Regions from separate parts of the Homo sapiens genome. Here region 2 is linked to region 1. A link is an interaction called in ENCODE POLR2A ChIA-PET data of the cell type or tissue named here. Cell type or tissue: Panc1. All regions are shown on one strand. Links, peaks and the distances in the headings refer to the core of each region. The heading gives the core; the rest is flanking DNA.

The links. ChIA-PET counts read pairs that join two places held together with the same protein. Peaks named below come from ENCODE experiments on the same cell type or tissue, not always from the same donor. Only the 100,000 strongest peaks of a DNase experiment are listed, where the experiment ranks them.
Region 2: POLR2A ChIA-PET joins it to region 1 with 8 read pairs; 4 of 35 experiments call an interaction of 5 or more read pairs at or near these places.

The regions. Positions count from the first base shown.
Region 1 is chr12:64,217,762-64,220,261 of GRCh38, reverse strand. All of the region lies in intron 1 of KICS2 (KICSTOR subunit 2), which reads left to right. Among named protein-coding and RNA genes, the nearest start is that of KICS2, 3.3 kb to the left of the region's middle. In Panc1, for the core only: no CTCF peak of the experiment used is centred there; no DNase peak of the experiment used is centred there; H3K4me3 peaks cover 925 bases; H3K27ac peaks cover 2,344 bases.
Region 2 is chr12:63,865,152-63,868,483 of GRCh38, reverse strand. The region is part of intron 1 of SRGAP1 (SLIT-ROBO Rho GTPase activating protein 1); the gene reads right to left. Among named protein-coding and RNA genes, the nearest start is that of SRGAP1, 22 kb to the right of the region's middle. In Panc1, for the core only: no CTCF peak of the experiment used is centred there; no DNase peak of the experiment used is centred there; H3K27ac peaks cover 2,009 bases.

The sequences.
Region 1 (2,500 bases), core at 1-2,500:
GATTAGTTCTGCTTGAACCCCAGCTGGCATGGGTGAGCATGAGGACTATGCCTTGAAACTGACCTATACAACATTTGGTGCTGTGAAACATGCCCAGGCACTGTTACGTTCCTAGGTGGGCTCCTCATTTCTGAGTAAATATTCTGAAAATGGTATATTTAATGCTTCATAACTTATTTACACGTACAGTAAACATAAGTTCCAGAATTTAAATTTTATCTTTGCACATTTTTTTGGGTACTGGAGTGTATATGATATCAGTGTGCTTACAATACGACTACACAATTACCCGGTTTACTATTTTCTTAAAAACTTCAGGAGAAAACTTTCGTGTTGCCATTTAAAACATTCCCATGTTCTCCAACTACTTTGCTCATTAGAACATTTATATAGTTTTCTTTAGAAAGCAAAACAAAAAGTTTATGCGTGCGTTTAAAAAATTTAAAACAATTCTGAAAAGTTTTTTTAGCCTTACTGAGATATAATTGACAAATAAAACTATATATATTTAAGATGTACAACTTGATGTTTTGATGTATATGTAAATTGTGAAATAATCACCACAATCAAGCTACTTAGTATATCCATCACCTTACATAGTTATCTTCCTTCCTTCCTTCTTTCTTTCATGTGTATATTGTGAGAATACTTAAGATCTACTCTCTTAGCAAATTTCAAGTAAAAAGGGAGTCTTTTTTTACCTCTCTTATGGATGGTATTTATTTGAGGCCTTAGCAGTGAATCCTGATTAAAGAAGCAAGCAGGGCCTTTAGACAAAGGATAGACCTTGACAGGGAGCTTTCTTTTCCTGTCTTGACCCTGTTACTGAAAAACTTCGAGTAGGGCCCTTATCTTGGTTCCTTCTCTTTCCTTTAAGAGAGAATAATACCTGTTTGGGGAAGGATCAGTGATTAAAATATGCTGACTCAATGCCTGTGGAGAATTTTAGAAGGTCATACTTTTCTTCCCTTTGTTTCATTACTGGAGAGTTTCCTCAACCTTGGGTTGCTGAAATTTAGCATAGTAGAAAATGACTTAACTTGAGAACTGATGTTTAAAAAGTATTATTAGCAAGAAGTTGGAGAATAAAATGCCCAAGATGTTTTACACGTTCCTTCAATACACTTAAAATTTCATGACATGAGATGAACTTGAAATCTTGAGAAATTATGAGCATTTATAACTAGAGCCTTCTAAAAATCATTCAAAGTAATCATATTTTTTAAATTAAAAATATTGAAAAGAGAAAGAAGTTGGATGTTTCTGATTCCTTGTTTTCCAGCATGAAGAAAGGTCAGTCCCCGCTGGATATTCCAAACCAAGATAGTGAACAGATAGGATTGGGTTCCTGAGAGCTTTGAGAAAAGAGAACTGTTTGAAAGAAATGTGTTGATGGTCTATCTCTTCCTTAGAGTAGTTTCACTTTACTTGGTTTCACATGCTGGTGATTAGCGTTTACCGATAAGCTTTTAAAGGTATTCTTTGTATTTATGTAGTGTTTCCGTTCCCCCAGATAGGGGTAATCTGATGAAGTTAGGTATCCTTTTTTTTTTTTCTCCCATAAGTCCTAGAGACAGATGATATCCCTTTTTCAATGTGAAGTTAAAATTTTCACCAAGGCCACCCCGTTTAATAGTACTAGATAGCTATTCTTTTTGTAGTATTTGAAGCTCCCAATTCACCACAGTTTCAGAAGCTCAATTATGTATTATTATTAGGAGTTTTAAAAAATGTATCAGTTATAAATAGAAGGGAAAGGAATTAGTATTATAGAATATATTCTTTGTTCCAGGCACATTACACACCAAATGTTATTTCATTTGTTTTTTTTAGCTCTATCACCAGTTTTATGTTAAAAATGACAGCTAAAGCTCAAAGTGGTTCAGTAGTTTGCACATCAACATAGCCTGTAATTGTGGGAGCTGGGGTTTGAAACCAAGTCTTTCAGACCTCCACAGCTTTTAGGTTTTATATGATACTCTTATTACCCTCCTAAGCCGAGAGGTTTTATCCTAGATGTGGGCACAGAGGTCTATTTATGTTGTACCCTTCACTGTACAAAATCAGCAGAGCTAAACTGAATATGGGCATGGGAGGAAGGCAAACCCTGTAGGGAACAGTTCCGTATGAGATATTGGTGTCACATCTGGTCCACCTGTACCCATATGGACTTTAATTGTATTAGTTGGAGAAATGATGTGCCAGCTACTCAATCTGTTTGGAACAAGCTTGTCCAACCTGTGGCCTGCGGGCCACATGCAGTCCAGGATGGCTTTGAATGCGGCCCAACACAAATTCATAAACTAACTTTCTTTCTTTCTCTTTCTTTCTTCCTTCCTTCCTTCCTTTCTTCTTTTCTTTTCTTTCCTTTGGTTTCCTTTCCTTTCTTTTCTTTTCTTTCCTTTCCTTTTCTTCCTTCCTTCCTTCTTTCTTTTCTTTTCTTTTCTTCTTTTCTTTTCTTTTGATGGAGTCTTGCTCTGTTGCCCAGGCTGGAGTGCAG
Region 2 (3,332 bases), core at 322-2,821, 350 kb after region 1:
GGATCACCTGAGCCCAGAAAGTCAAGACTGCAGTGAGCTGAGATTATGCCACTGCACTCTAGCCTAGGCAACATAACAAAACCCTGTAAAAATATATAGACAGCCAGGCGCGGTGGCTCACGCCTGTAAGCCCAACACTTTGGGAGGCTGAGGCGGGCGGATCACCTGAAGTCAGGAGTTTGACACCAGGCTGGCCAACCTGGTGAGACCCCATCTCTACTAAAAATACAAAAAATTAGCTGGGTGTGGTGGTGCACACCTGTAATCCCAGCTGCTTGGGAGGCTGAGGCAGGAGAATGGCTTGAACCCAGGAGGCGGAGGTTGCAGTGAGCCGAGATCGTGCCAGTGCACTCCAGCCTGAGCAACAGAGTGAAACTCTATCTCAAAAAACAAAAAAAAAAAAACAAAAAAAAAAAAAAAAAAAAAATATATATATATATATATATATGGAAATAGAATTTATCAGCCCTTGAGATTCTCTTAATGATGATGTAAGAAATTGTAACAAAATGTCTCTTTGTAGCCAAATGTTATAGGAAGTCTAACAACACAATACTTTTTAACATTGGGCAAAGCATAGCTTCTGGTGATAAATATCTCCCTGCTTTTCTAAAGCACCATTAACATCCACATTTTTTTTAGTGTTTGCTTTGCAAGATTTTAATCTGTTAAGTAATTTCAACTTATTTGGAAATGAGTGAGTTTTAAATTATTTTTTTTTAAATGTCACTAATTAAGACCATAGCTTCTGGTAGTAGTAAATAATATTATGATAGCAACTCATTGTTATTGAGCCCTTACTACATGACAAAAAAACGTGTTAAGCTCTTTGAAGGTATGATCTCATTTAATCATTAATCCTCATAATAATCTTATAAGATAGATTCATCTTATAAGATTGATTCATCATATCAATTTTTCAGATTAAAAAATTGAGGTTCCAGAGTAGCCATAATTTGAATTGGCTTTATCCAAGGTCTCAACCTCTATACTGTGTTGACTCTTTAAATGAAGTTCAATCACTGAAACTGATGCAGATAAAAGTACAGAGGTGGCTATTGGTAAATGCCACCACTATTCCATTTGAAAGACAATCTTGTTTCTAAATCAAAAAGAAAAACAAGTAATATCAATAACTCCTAAAGAGATAACACAGCTCTTTATATGTTTATATGGCATGGTGCAGACCAGCACTACTCAGATGAAGGTCAGCAAACTGTTCATTTCAGATCCACAATGAGATAAGAGGCTTAGGCCAGAATCTAAAGCTTCACATCACTAACCACTGTTTAGTTTCGTAGCAAGATTTTCTGAATAAAGAAAGCAGTGCCAAGGCCAGGAGTGGTGGCTCACACTTGTAATCCCAGAACTTTGGAAGGCCAAGGTAAGAGGATCACTTAAGTCCAGGAGTTCGAGACCACCGTGGGCAACACGGCGAAATAAAAAAATTAGCTGGGAATAGTGATGAACGCCTGTAGTCCCAGCTACTCAGAAGGCTGAGGTGGGAGGATCAGTTGAGTCCAGGAGATTGAGGCTGCAGTGAGCCATGAGCGTGCCACTGCACTCTAGCCTGGGTGACAGAGTGAGAGCCTGTCTCAAAAAAAAAAAAAAGAAATGTTATGATTTACCTTATCTCCTCCCTTATCTCCCCAGAGACTGGTAACAAATGCATTGCTGACCAGCACTGGTCTATGAACTATGCTTGAGTAGCACTGGTATAGATGACACATTGTTGAGCAAAAAAAAAAAGAAAAAAAAAAGTCTATATTAACTATTCTACAAACGATCCCATTTGTTCAATAAGTAAATAAATAGATTAACTATTATAAATATAAATAAATACAAATTTTGCCATTGGAAGGATGTATTCAACTGGTACAAGTGTAATCATGGTTTTTGCATTGTTGAAATTTGCTGTCTGATATTGGAATACACATTCTTACATAAATGTGGTTATGTTATACATCATTTTAATGCATATTTCTCACTTTATGTTTTCTTGCTAATGACTTATTACTTGCTTTTTATTTTATATTTATTTTAGACAATGGAAATGATGTTAGACAAAAAGCAGATTCGAGTGATATTCAAGTTAAAAATGGGTCATAAAGCAGTGGAGACAACTCACAATATCAACAACACATTTGGCCCAGGGACTGCTTATGAACATACAGTGCAGTGGTGGTTTCAAGAAGTTTTGCAAAGGAGATGAGAGCCTTGAAGATAAGAAGCATAGTGGCTGGCCACTGGAAGTTGACAATGACCAGTTGAGAGCAATCATCGAAGCTGATCCTCTTACAACTACACAAAAAGTTGTCGAAGAACAACATCGACGATTCTATGGTCATTCAGCATTTGAAGCATATTGGAAAGCTAAAAAGCCTTGATAAGTGGGTGCCTCATGAGCTGAGCAAAAATAAAAAAAACGTCATTTTGAAGTGTTGTCTTCTCTTACTCTGCAAAATAACAACAAACTATTTCTCCATCGGATGTTGACATGCAACGAAAAGTGGATTTTATACCACAACCGACAACGATGAGCTGAGTGGTTGGACTGAGAGAAGCTCCAAAGCACTTCCCAAAACCAAACTTGCACCAAAAAAAGGTCATGGTCATTGTGTGGTGATCTGCTGCTTGTCTGATCCACTACAGCTTTCTGAATCCCAGCAAACCCATTACATCTGAGAAGTATGCTCAGCAAATGGATGAGATGCACCGAAAACTGCAACACCTGCAGCCGGCACTGGTCAATAGGAAAGGCCCAATTCTTCTCCATGACAATAGCCAAATGAACTTCACTCGACCAACGCTTCAAAAGTTGAAGGAATTGGGTTACAAAGTTTTGCTTCATCCACCATATTCACCTGACCTCTCGCCAACAGACTGCCACTTCTTCAAGTATCTCAATGACTTTTTGCAGGGAAAACACTTCCACAACCAGCAGGATGCAGAAAATGCTTTTCAAGAATTTGTTGAATCACAAAGCACAGATTTTTTTTTTGGCAGCGGCGGGTGGGGACTGAATCTCGCTCTATCGCCCAGGCTGGAGTACAGTGGCAGGATCTCGGCTCACCGCAACCTCCACCTCCTGGGTTCAAGCGATTCTCCTGCCTCAGTCTCCCAAGTAACTAAGATTATAGGCACCCACCACCATGCCCAGCTAATTTTTGTATTTTTAGTAGAGACGGGGTTTCGCCATGTTGGCTGGGCTGGTCTCGAACTCCTGACCTCACGTGATCTGCCCTGTGATCTGCCCGCCTCAGCCTCCCAAAGTGCTAGGATTACAGGAGTGAGCCACCGTGCCCTGCCTACGGATTTTTACTCAGAAAAAC